3 separate regions of the Homo sapiens genome follow, and all the other regions are linked to region 2. A link is a contact called in ENCODE Hi-C or POLR2A ChIA-PET data. All regions are on one chromosome and are shown on one strand. The core of a region is the stretch at or near the end of the contact, and the rest is flanking DNA. Distances in the headings are between cores, read along the strand shown.

The links. A loop is a pair of places that touch in the nucleus more often than their neighbours do. ChIA-PET counts read pairs that join two places held with the same protein, here RNA polymerase II (POLR2A). Pooled maps may share reads with other maps.
Region 1: a loop to region 2 is called in a pooled map, with 6 times the contacts of the local background. The contact joins the enhancer-like site here to the promoter of ERI3 in region 2. A Hi-C loop is called at or near these places in 4 of 50 pooled maps. POLR2A ChIA-PET finds 5 or more read pairs at or near these places in 4 of 52 experiments (H1, MCF 10A, WTC11 and 1 more).
Region 3: a map of naive thymus-derived CD4-positive, alpha-beta T cell shows a loop between it and region 2 (12-fold over the local background). The contact joins the promoter of KIF2C here to the promoter of ERI3 in region 2. A Hi-C loop is called at or near these places in 1 of 168 maps with a recorded cell type or tissue (naive thymus-derived CD4-positive, alpha-beta T cell) and 7 of 50 pooled maps. POLR2A ChIA-PET finds 5 or more read pairs at or near these places in 4 of 52 experiments (H1, PC-9, WTC11 and 1 more).

Annotation. Positions count from the first base shown.
Region 1 is chr1:44,713,095-44,716,742 of GRCh38, forward strand. The region is part of intron 6 of ARMH1 (armadillo like helical domain containing 1); the gene reads left to right. The region is part of intron 2 of LOC105378690 (a long non-coding RNA gene); the gene reads right to left. Among named protein-coding and RNA genes, the nearest start is that of RNU5F-1, 7.0 kb to the right of the region's middle. RefSeq lists a silencer at 1-43. Within about 2 kb of position 2,002, at least 5 of the 41 ENCODE cell types and tissues checked have a DNase peak (open chromatin) inside an H3K27ac peak, as active enhancers do.
Region 2 is chr1:44,353,917-44,357,615 of GRCh38, forward strand. ERI3 (ERI1 exoribonuclease family member 3) reads right to left here and starts at 1,341. Exons shown (of 9, transcript NM_024066.3): 1 at 976-1,341. The coding sequence starts at 1,110. RefSeq lists a silencer at 1,076-1,305 and enhancers at 1,175-1,675, 1,576-1,625.
Region 3 is chr1:44,738,207-44,741,758 of GRCh38, forward strand. KIF2C (kinesin family member 2C) reads left to right here and starts at 1,631. Exons shown (of 21, transcript NM_006845.4): 1 at 1,631-1,796; 2 at 2,707-2,801. The coding sequence starts at 1,727. RefSeq lists an enhancer at 1,282-1,451.

The DNA.
Region 1 (3,648 bases), core at 752-3,251, 360 kb after region 2:
GCCTTTTTTTTTTTTTTTTTTTTTGAGACAGTCTTGCTTTGTCACCCAGGCTGAAGTGCAGTGGCATGATCTTGGCTCACTGCAACCTACACCTCCTGGATTCAAGCAATTTTCGTGCCTCAGCCTCCCGAGTAGCTGGGACCACAAGCATGCAGCACCATGCCTGGCTAATTTTCATATTTTTAGCGGGGATGGGGTTTCACCATGTTGGCCAGGCTGGTCTCCAACTCCTGGGCTCAAGCGATCCACCTGCCTCGGGCTCCCAAAGTGCTGGGATTACAGGTATGAGTCACTGCACCCGGCCCTGCTTTGTACTTCTCAGCTGACATGGGCAGTAATTTTAGCCTTTCCTGCTGTATAAGAGGCCACCTGTCCTGTACAGCTTCATTGAACAGCAGTCAGAAGGCTCTGACACTGAGGGAGACTTTCACATAAAAACCTGCTATTTTTAAAAGATGCATTACTTCCCCAAAAGTATATGAGCACTTCAACTGTGACACTTTATTCAGCGTTTATAAAAGTCTATAAAACAGTCTTCCAGGGGATTTAAGTGAAAATCTTGGGGGGAAATCTTATTTCTAACTTCCCCATTTGCCTGCCCCTCAAAACATCTGCATCCTGCCCTTGCCTTATACTGCGTCCTTTTTGAGGACACTGGTGCTTGACTCGAGTCTCAGGGATAGTTCAAAACATCAGTACACGGACTGGTTGGGCTGGGTGAAAGCAGATACCAGTGGAAGACACACCATAGTAATTCTTTGTCCAGCAATAAAAATACCACCATAGCACATACATTAGTTACTTTGTTGCCTGGCTTTAAAAACAAAAGGTGTGCATAAAATATATTTTTATTGTTTCAACATTGAGCTTTGAACAGAATGTAGTTAGAGAGGTAGCAGGGGGCCTGACGCAGTGGCTCACGCATGTACCCAGCACTTTGGGAGGCCGGCGGATCACGAGGTCAGGAGATCTAGACCATCTGGCTAACACGATGAAACCCTGTCTCTACTAAAAATACAAAAAAAATTAGCCGGGCGTGGTGGCGGGTGCTTGTAGTCCCAGCTACTTGGGAGGCTGAGGCAGTAGAATGGCGTGAACCTGGGAGGCGGAGCTTGCAGTGAGCCGAGATTGCACCACTGCACTCCAGCCTGGGTGACAGAGCGAGACTCCGTCTCAAAAAAAAGAAAAAAAAAAAAAAGAGGGAGCAGGGGCCAGGCCTGGTGGCTCATGCCTGTAATCTCAGCACTTTGGGAGGCCGAGGCCGGCAGATCACCTGAGGTCGGAAGTTCGAGACCACCCTGACCAACATGGAGAAACCCCTTCTCTACTAAAAATACAAAATTAGCCGGGCGTGGTGGTGCATGCCTGTAATCCCAGCTACTTGGGAGGCTGAGGCAGGAGAATCCCTTGAACCCGGGAGGCGGAGGTTGCGGTGAGCTGAGATCACGCCATTGCACTCCGGCCTGGGCAACAAGAGTGAAACTCCGTCTCAAAAAAAAAAAAAAAGGTAGCAGGGTATACAGAAATCAGAGACAGAATTAATTACAGAATGTCAGGAAGATGGCTGACACTGGTCTCTTCCTTTTTTCTTGAGGCAGGGCCTTGTTCTGTCACCTAGGCTGGAGTGCAGTGGCGCATGCACGGCTCACTGCAGCCTCAACCTCCTGGGCTCAAGTAAGTAGCTGGGACTACAGGCACATGCCACTATGCCTGGCTAATTTTTTTTTTAATTCTTTTTAGAGATGGGATCTCACGATGTTGCCCAACCTGATTTGACTGTCCCCGGCCTTTTTTCTTTTTTTGTTGGGGGGGAAACAGTTTTACTGTTTCCCAGGCTGGAGTTGAGTGGCTTGACAGCTCACTGCAGCCTCAAACTCTTGGGCTCAAGCGATCCTCCCGCCTCAGCCTCTTAAAGTGTTGAGATTGCAGGCATGAGCCACCACGCCTGACTGGTCTGTTTCTTACAGCAGTGCAACATGCTAAACACGTTCATGCTAGTGCCCTGCTGGAAAAGGAAGCAAACCTCGGTAAGGAAGCGCACTTCTCATATGTGTCCAGTAGGTGGCAGGCTTGTCTGGACCTGCAGAGAAAGACCCGGAACCCTGGTTTTGCAAGGCTCTGGGATCAAAGAATTATAAATGATCAGTGCTGTTAGCACCCTGGAAATGGCTGCATGGAATATCCACAGTTCCCAGGTACAATGCCATTTCTATGGCTCCTTCTGCCAAAGGAATACTAAGCCTGCTGCTACAGCCCTGTCTCTTGTTCATTGTGGTTTCCTGGGCAAGTCATTTGTTCTTGGTTTCTTCGTCTATTCAATGAGATGATCAGACCAGTGATCACTGAGGTTTCCTCTAATGCTGATAGGCTGTGGATTCCAAAGTTCCTCTTCGGATTGGAGCAATGAATTTGTCTCCTGCACCATTAAAGAGTTTCCATGGAGTGTGAGTGGCTAGGACCTCACATCTGTTTTTTGTTTTTTTGAGATGGAGTCTCACTCTGTCACCCAGGCTGGAGTGCAGTGGCACAATCTCAGCTCAATGCAACCTCTGCCTCCCGGGTTCAAGCAATTTTCCTACCTCAGCCTCCTGAGTAGCTGGGATTACAGGCGCCCACCATCACACCTGGCTAATTTTTGTATTTTTAGTAAAGACAGGGTTTCACAATGTTGGCCAGGCTGGTCTTCAACTCCTGGCCTCAAGTGATCATCTGCTCGCTTCAGCCTCCCAAAGTGCTGGGATTACAGGCGTGAGCCACTGCACCCAGCCACATCTGTTTCATTTACTGCTGTTTCATCAGCACCAGCACTGCACCTAGCACGTGCTCAATCCCTGTTTGTCAAATGCATGAGCATGGGCCCCACAGAGCATCCTCTCAGCTTCATGGGGCCTGAACTCTCAAACATTCAAACCCTCCTGATGATACCTCCTCCTTGAATACTCTCATCCTCCTTCCCAAACCCATACTCTCCTGGCTTCCTCCTATGGCTCTAGAAACTGCTTCTCGGTCTTTTATACATTCCCATTCCTCTACCAGTCTCCTAGGTGTCAATTTTTTTTTTTCAGCATTCAACTCCAGGTCTTCTTCTCCTTCTTTGCTGTCTATGGCACCTCGTCCGCTCCCACAACTTTAATTACCACGACTTTATGTACCACCTACCACCTTGATGACAGAAACAATAGTCGCTAATCTTTATAGAGTGTTAACTCTATGCTGGATACTGCCCTTGATCTTTACTCATTTACCCCTCACAGCAAGCCAAGGAGGTGGGCACTATTATTTTCCCCATTTTATGGATGGAGGACAGAGTAGTGGAGTGACCTCTCTATAGCTCTAGACCTGTGTGTCCATTTGCCTTCTGAACACCTCCCCTCAGATGTCACCAGTGGACTTCTGATATTCCAGTTCCAAAGCTTTTCTTCTCCAAGGTCCCAATCTCAGTGGAAAGTACCCAGCTGCCCAGGCTAGAAATATTGGTAATTGTCTTGTCTTTTTGCTTCCCACCTTCAACCAACTTCTAACAAGACCAGTCAATTCTAACTCTTCAATATGCAGATGCGTTCCCTCTTCCCCATTCTGTCTCCACTGCTGTAATTCAGGTCTTCATACTGCTCACCTGCACTGGCCTCTACACCAATCTTCATCTGT
Region 2 (3,699 bases), core at 91-2,590:
TGGGTTTCTAACCAGGATCACAGACACACATTAGTGGAGTCACACTCCAAGTCCCTGTTTATAAATTGGCTTTTAAATGGTAGGAGATTCAGGTATAATAAACTAAGCTCCAAGCAAGAACCCACTAAAACAAGGCATGCTGTATATGATAAAGTCAGAATAAAGCAGAATTTGATGAAGCCAATTTCTGGAAGAAACTCTACAATCAAAACTCATTTAGCCACTCACAACCTACTATAGTTTGAATAGCGTACACTCTTTTAGCCAATAGGATTCATGTTTTGCTGCCCTTCCGCTGGGAGACTGATTAAATGTCTGACAAGAGTAAATGCCATTGAAGTGGCCAGAGACCTCTCGCAGACACAACGATGGGCACTATTTGTTGCAAAATCCAGCTCTAAGGACAAAATCCAAACCCCCATTGAGGGGCCCCACATCCAGCATCTTCCAAGTCAACAAGGAGCAGTTATATTTTGCAAGAACTCGCAGTCAAGCCTCAATCCAAGTTCATGCTTTTTTTAAGAAAACACCTGTTGCTGGACCATTTGCAAGACAGGCAAACAGAAAGCTAGCCAGGTTAGGCCCTTATTCACTCCTTCCACCATCACTACTACCACCGCTTCAGATTTACAAAGAGGTAAACTGCTAACCTGGTGTGTGGGCATGTGTTGGCGAGAGGGTCAAGGGAATGTTCTACCCACAATCTCCATGCTCCATTTCTAGCCTCTCTAGTCAAACCTTTTTCTTCTCTAGTAATCCCAGTAAGTCAACCCCCTTAATAAACTCACCCATCCTGTCTTGCAAAGCTCTGCCCCGCTCCCCCTCCGCCAGAACATTACTCAGTAGATTAAGTAAGCATCCAGGGTAAGCACATGGGCCAGCACCCCAGGTTGCATAAATTCTGCGCACCGCGACCCTCACCCCGCATGCATTAACCAGGGCCCAATCTTGGCGGGGCCATTCAGCATCACCCACCCCGGGGTGTTGCCCCCAACTCGGGCCCATCCAAGTCCAGGGGAGAGTAAGGGGAGGGGCGGGGGGCCAGGAGACCAGCCCTCCTTCCCAGGGCCGCCCCCGCCCCCCGTCAGCAGCGGGAGAGGCTGTCGCCATGGCAACGCCCCCTCCTCGGGGCCAGCGCGGCAGGCTCCCTCCAGGTGCAGGCCCCGACGTCTCCCTCGGCCTCAGCAAGCGCTCAGGGCAGTTGGCGGCGGCGGGCGCGGCCCGCGCCGACTGCGGCGCCGGCCAGGCAGAGGCAGGGCCAGCTCCGCCCGCTCCCCACCGCCCGTTCCCGGCCGCCTGAACAGCGGCAGCCAGCACCACGAGTCCACAACACACCGACTCACCTCCGCGCACTCTGACCCCGACCGACGCGGCGGACGGGCGGGCGCTGTGGCCAACCGCTGAGCCCGCTGCCGACCCCTTTGACCAATGGGCTGCAGTCAGGCGGGGCTTCTTCTCCCCAAACGCTCGCTCTCCCGCCGACATGCGCGCTAAGGTATGTCAAGATGGTGACTCCCGGCCGCCGGCCTTATGGGACTTGTAGTTTTGACGTTGCACAAACTCAGAAGAGAAGACGGGGACGGGGACATCACTTCTGATCTGTGAAAGGAATTTTTTTAAAATGAAACTTTCTATGGCCTACAGCGATCTAACCAGGATCACAGACACACATTAGTGGAGCCCCCCATCTCCGTTTTCCCGCCCTCCAATATACCCGTAAGGTGAATGTGGGCTCACAACGTGACAGAATTCTATTTACATGACTCCTCATGATTCGTTCATTCAACAAGTAATTATTGTCATCTACTTTCGGATGTGGGCCTGGGGGAGACCTGAGACAAGGAGGGATTAAGCTAAGAGGAAAATGCTTAGATTTGTGAAGGGCCGTCCTAAGGAAGAGGGAACTGGCTTGTTCAGGTCCACTCAGAGGAAACTTCTGTTTAAAAGGTTTCTGGCCTCAGCTGTGAGGAGCTTCCCCAGTCAGTCTCTCCAGTAAGCTGGAGAGACCTGTGTTTCTTCATCCTGGTTATGCCTTTCTGGGTAGTCATGGGTCCCAGGTTATGAGCTGGGAATGATGGCTTTGACAGCTTCCCAATCGGTCAGGACCCCATCCTCTGGGCCCAGCTTCAGTTACCAAGCCCCTCTGTGTGCTGTCTGCATACTTACACTTAGGATGATGTCATTTCTGGGCCCTACCACCTCTGAGAGCGGACCTTACCATAACGGTTTCCACCTGAGCTGAGAGTGCCTGGTAATCCCCATATCAGGGAATGCCTTCCTTAATCCCACCCACGTCATAGGTTAGGTGATTCTGCTGTGGACCTATAGCATTTATCATATTGTCTTATAATTGTCTGTTTCCTTGTTGTCGCTCCCACAGGGTTTTAAGTCCTTTAGGAAAAGCATTTTTTCCATATTGTTCATGTTGTATCAGTAATACACCGCATAGGGCAGGTATAAAGAAGGCCCGCAATAAATGTCTGCGAACAAATGAGGGAATATCCAGCAGCAGGGACAGACTTATCCCGAGGTCAGTAAAGTGGAGGCACTATCCCCCAACTCTTGGAGCTGGAACAGATTCTCCTATTATTACCTACACATTAACCCCAGTTGGTCAGTCAGTCCATCTGTATTTATAGTGCCTCTCTTAAGTGTCAGGCACTGTTTCTGTTGCTGAGGATTCATTGATGAATAACGACACACCTCTATTCTCAAGGAGCTTTTAAATTGGAGAGGGAAGCTGGGTGTCGTGGCTCACGTCTGTAATTCTAACACTTTGGGAGTCTGAGGCAGGAGGATCCTTTGAGACCAGGAGTTCAAGACCAGCTTGGGCAACATAATGAGATTCTCATCTCTACAAACAAGTTAAAAATTAGGCAGGCATGGTGGCACGTGCTTGTAGTCCCAGGTACTCAGGAGGCTGAGGTGGGAGGATCACTGGAGCCTGGGAGGACAAAGCTGCAGTGAGCCATAATAAATAAATTGGGGAGGGGCTGTAGGAGGAAGAATAGATAATAAAACAAGTAAATATAAAAATAAGACAAGAGGCAGTGAGATAGCTTTGTTATATACTGAGTTATGGCCTGAGAGTAGGGCACAGCCAATCTTCTTGGCTGTAAGAATGAAGTAAATCTATAGTATCTGGATTCAAGGCTTTATGTAATGCCCAGCCCCAACATCCTCTGTGGAGCCTTCCATGGTCCCCTTGACTTCCCCAGAATGTGTTCTTTCCTCCTTGGTGCACTAGGGCTCAACTGTACAGCTTCCAGGACTTCACCACACTGTAAGTTCTTTTTGTACAAAGACCAGGCAAATTGATTCAAATAATAGAACAGTTTAACAGCTCAGTATACACTTGGTATCTTACACTGCCGCCTAACACAGCACTTGGCTTTCTCAAGCCATGGCTCTGTTGTGTGCTATCTGGTTCCCTAGAAAACAGAGCCTGGGCCGGGCACAGTGGCTCATGCCTGTAATCCCAACACTTTGGCAGGCCAAGGTGGAAGGATTGCTTGAGCCCGGGGGTTCATGACCAGACTGGTCAACATAGCAAGATTCCATCTCTATAAAAGAAAAAAAAGGAAACGGAGCCTGAGGCAAAACTTATGTGCTCAAATTTAATTGGGGAGTTCAATCCCAAGGCATCAAGAGTGAGGGGAGCCGGGTATGGTGACGCATGTAGTAGTCGCAGCTACTCAG
Region 3 (3,552 bases), core at 381-2,880, 380 kb after region 2:
TGGTTTTCGTATTTTTTGGTGGAGATGGGGTTTCACCGTGCTGGCCGGGCTGGTCTCCAGCTCCTGACCGCGAGTGATCTGCCAGCCCTGGCCTCCCGAGGTGCCGGGATTGCAGACGGAGTCTCGCTCACTCAGTGCTCAATGTTGCCCAGGCTGGAGTGCGGTGGCGTGATCTCGGCTCGCTACAACCTCCACCTCCCAGCCGCCTGCCTTGGCCTCCCAAAGTGCCGAGATTGCAGCCTCTGCTCGGCCGCCACCCGGTCTAGGAAGTGAGGAGCGTCTCTTCCCGGCCGCCCATCGTCTGGGATGTGGGGAGCGCCTCTGCCCCGCCGCGACCCCGTCTGGGAACTGAGGAGTGTCTCTGCCCCGCCGCCACCCTGTCTGGGAGGTGAGGATCGTCTCTGACTGGCCGCCCCGTCTGAGAAGTGAGGAGCCACTCTGCCCGGCAGCCGCCCCGTCCGGGAGATGAGGAGCGTCTCCTCCCGGCAGCCGCCCCGTCCAGGAGGTGGGGGGAAAGCCCCCGACCGGCCAGCCGCCCCGTCTGGGAGGTGGGGGGCAGCCCCCTCCCAGCCGCCGCCCTGTCTGGGAGGTGGGGGGGGGGGGCGCCTCTGCCCGGCTGCCCCATTTGGGAAGTGAGGAGCCCCTCTGCCCCGCCGCCACCCCATCTGGGAGGTGTACCCAATAGCTCATTGAGAACGGGCCATGATGACGATGGCGGTTTTGTCGAATAGAAAAGGGGGAAATGTGGGGAAAAGAAAGAGAGATCAGATTGTTACTGTGTCTGTGTAGAAAGAAGTAGACATAGGAGACTCCATTTTGTTCTGTACTAAGAAAAATTCTTTTGCCTTGGGATGCTGTTAATCTATAACCTTACCCCCAACCCCGTGCTCTCTGAAACATGTGCTGTGTCCACTAAGGGTTAAATGGAAAAAAAAAAAAAGGAGGACAGGAACTATGTGTCTAGTTCATTATCTCCATTTCCTGGTACCATGCCTAGCAGGTGGTAGACTTCACTCAATAAATATCTGGTGAATCAGTGTCTTTCTGGAAATTTATACATAACTCCTTGAATGAGGCAACATGCTTCTGCACTATTTAATAAGAAAAACTAAGTCAAGTTTCTAATCTGTGGTTTTGTTTTGCTTTGAGAACAGGGTCTTGGCTATGTTGCCCTGTCTGGTCTCGAACTTCTGATCTCGAGCGATCACTCCCACCTCTCCCTTCCTAAGTGTTGGGATTAACAGGAGTGAGCCACCGCGCCCGGCCAAGTCTCCAACTTGCTCGAGGTCACTGAACTTGCAATTGAAGAAGCTACGATTCGAACCCATGTCTGTAGGATCCCAGAGCCCTCATTGTCAAATACATACTGAAGTTTCCCAGTTTTCGGGAACCCCGCAGTACAAGGTGACCGAGGACAATACCAGAAATGGGAGCCCCAGACCCCACGTAGCGGCGAAGTTCCCAGAAGGCACAGCGCTCGGGGGTGTGGCCAGACGCATGGGCGGTGCCAAGCGTAGGAAGATGGTTGGGAACTGCGTCTCCCCCAAGGCTCCGCAGGGCGCCGCTGACTGGCGGAAGCGAGGGCGGGGACAGCGGAATGACGTTTTAAGGACGCTTGCGCGCGGGATTTAAACTGCGGCGGTTTACGCGGCGTTAAGACTTCGTAGGGTTAGCGAAATTGAGGTTTCTTGGTATTGCGCGTTTCTCTTCCTTGCTGACTCTCCGAATGGCCATGGACTCGTCGCTTCAGGCCCGCCTGTTTCCCGGTCTCGCTATCAAGATCCAACGCAGTAATGGTGAGGAGCGGGGTCCCTAGGTCAAGGGGACTCGTGAGCGGTGAGACGACTGAAATTACTGCCCGTCCCCGGACACACAGATGGGCTTTCACTCTCTTTCTCTCCCTCCCTCCTTTTCACACGCACTCACTCCGGGTCTCTGCACTGGCAGTCATTCTTGCCTACACAGGGGTGAGAGTCCCTGCGCTGTACGTGGTCCCTTTCGCAGTCCTCTGGGAGTGGGCGGACCTTCTCCAAGGCTGGTAGACCTCCCAGGGAAGTTGGGACTTCTAAATTCACTTCCCTTCCAAAATTCTCCCCTGAAAATGCCCTGCTCTTATGGGGACCTCGGTCTCCTGGCCCCTTTACTCTCGAATAAATATTGCGCAGTTGCGGTATGTCAGGTAAACGGGACAGACAAGAACCCTGCGCTTGAGGAGCTTGTAGTCGTTCTCTCTTTTGCTTAAGCAGGTACCGCAGTTCTGGCAGGTCTGATACCCGTGTCATTAGGGAAATGGACAGATATGACCGCCAGAAATGAGTTAGGAAAACCCCAAAAGGGCCAGATCCTCAATGCTATGTTGAGGAAAAGTTCATCTAAGGGTTGTGGGGAATCCTGTGCTCAAACATACCTTTTGTATGTTCTCTTTTGTAGGCTCTATCTCTCTTTTTTTGTAGGCTCTCTTGAGTAGGGGTGAATCCTTATCCCATGCAGCTCAGTTTAAAAACCTGTCCCCAGCCCACCTCACTGTGGATATTCTAAAGGTGAAGCCCAGGAGATTTATTTGTTTCTCTTAGTTTTTTTTTTTTTTTTTTTTAAGGTAGCTGCCTGTTCCTTCAGGTTAACTCCACTTTGGGAATCTCTGTGGAATCCTAAAAGTGAAGCTCTCAGGAAAGAGATGGGTAACTCTGGTTTTTTCATACTTTATAGGTTTAATTCACAGTGCCAATGTAAGGACTGTGAACTTGGAGAAATCCTGTGTTTCAGTGGAATGGGCAGAAGGAGGTGCCACAAAGGGCAAAGAGGTAGGTTCTATGAGAATTCCTCTACCACATTTAATGTCTTCCTACATAAAGGATCTGTGCAGAAGTGGAATCTGTGAGAGCCTAGTTTCTGATGCTGTGCTCTTCTCACTCACGCCTGTAATCCCAGAACTTTGGGAGGCTGAGACGGGCAGATCACCTGATGTCAGGAGTTCGAGACCATCCTGGCCAACATGGCGAAACCTGTCTCTACTGAAAATACAAAAATTAGCCAGTCGTGGTAGTGCATGCCTGTAATCCCAACTACTTGGGAGCCTGAGGCAGGAGAACTGCTTGAACCTGGGAGGCGGAGGTTGCAGTGAGCCGAAACTGTGCCGCTGCACTCCAGCCTGGGTGACAGTGAGAATCTGTCTCAAAAAAAAAAAAAAAAAAAAATTGGCTGGGTGCGGTGGCTCTTGCCTCTAATCCCGACACTTTGAGAGGCCTGGTCTGGAGGATTGCTTGAGCTCAGGAGTTCGAGACCAGCCTGGGAAAAATGTTGAGACCTTGTCTCTACAAAAAAATTAAAAATTATCAGGGTGTGGTGGCTCACGCCTGTGGTTCCAGCTACTCGGGAAGCTGAGGTGGGAGGATTGATTTAGCCTGGGAGGTTGAGGCTGCACTGAACCATGATCGAGCCACTGCACTCTGGCCTGGGCGACAGAGTGAGACCTTTCCTCAAAAAATAAAAATGGTCTTCTTGGCTGGGCACAGTGGCTCACATGTATAATCCCAGCACTTTGGGAGGCCGAGG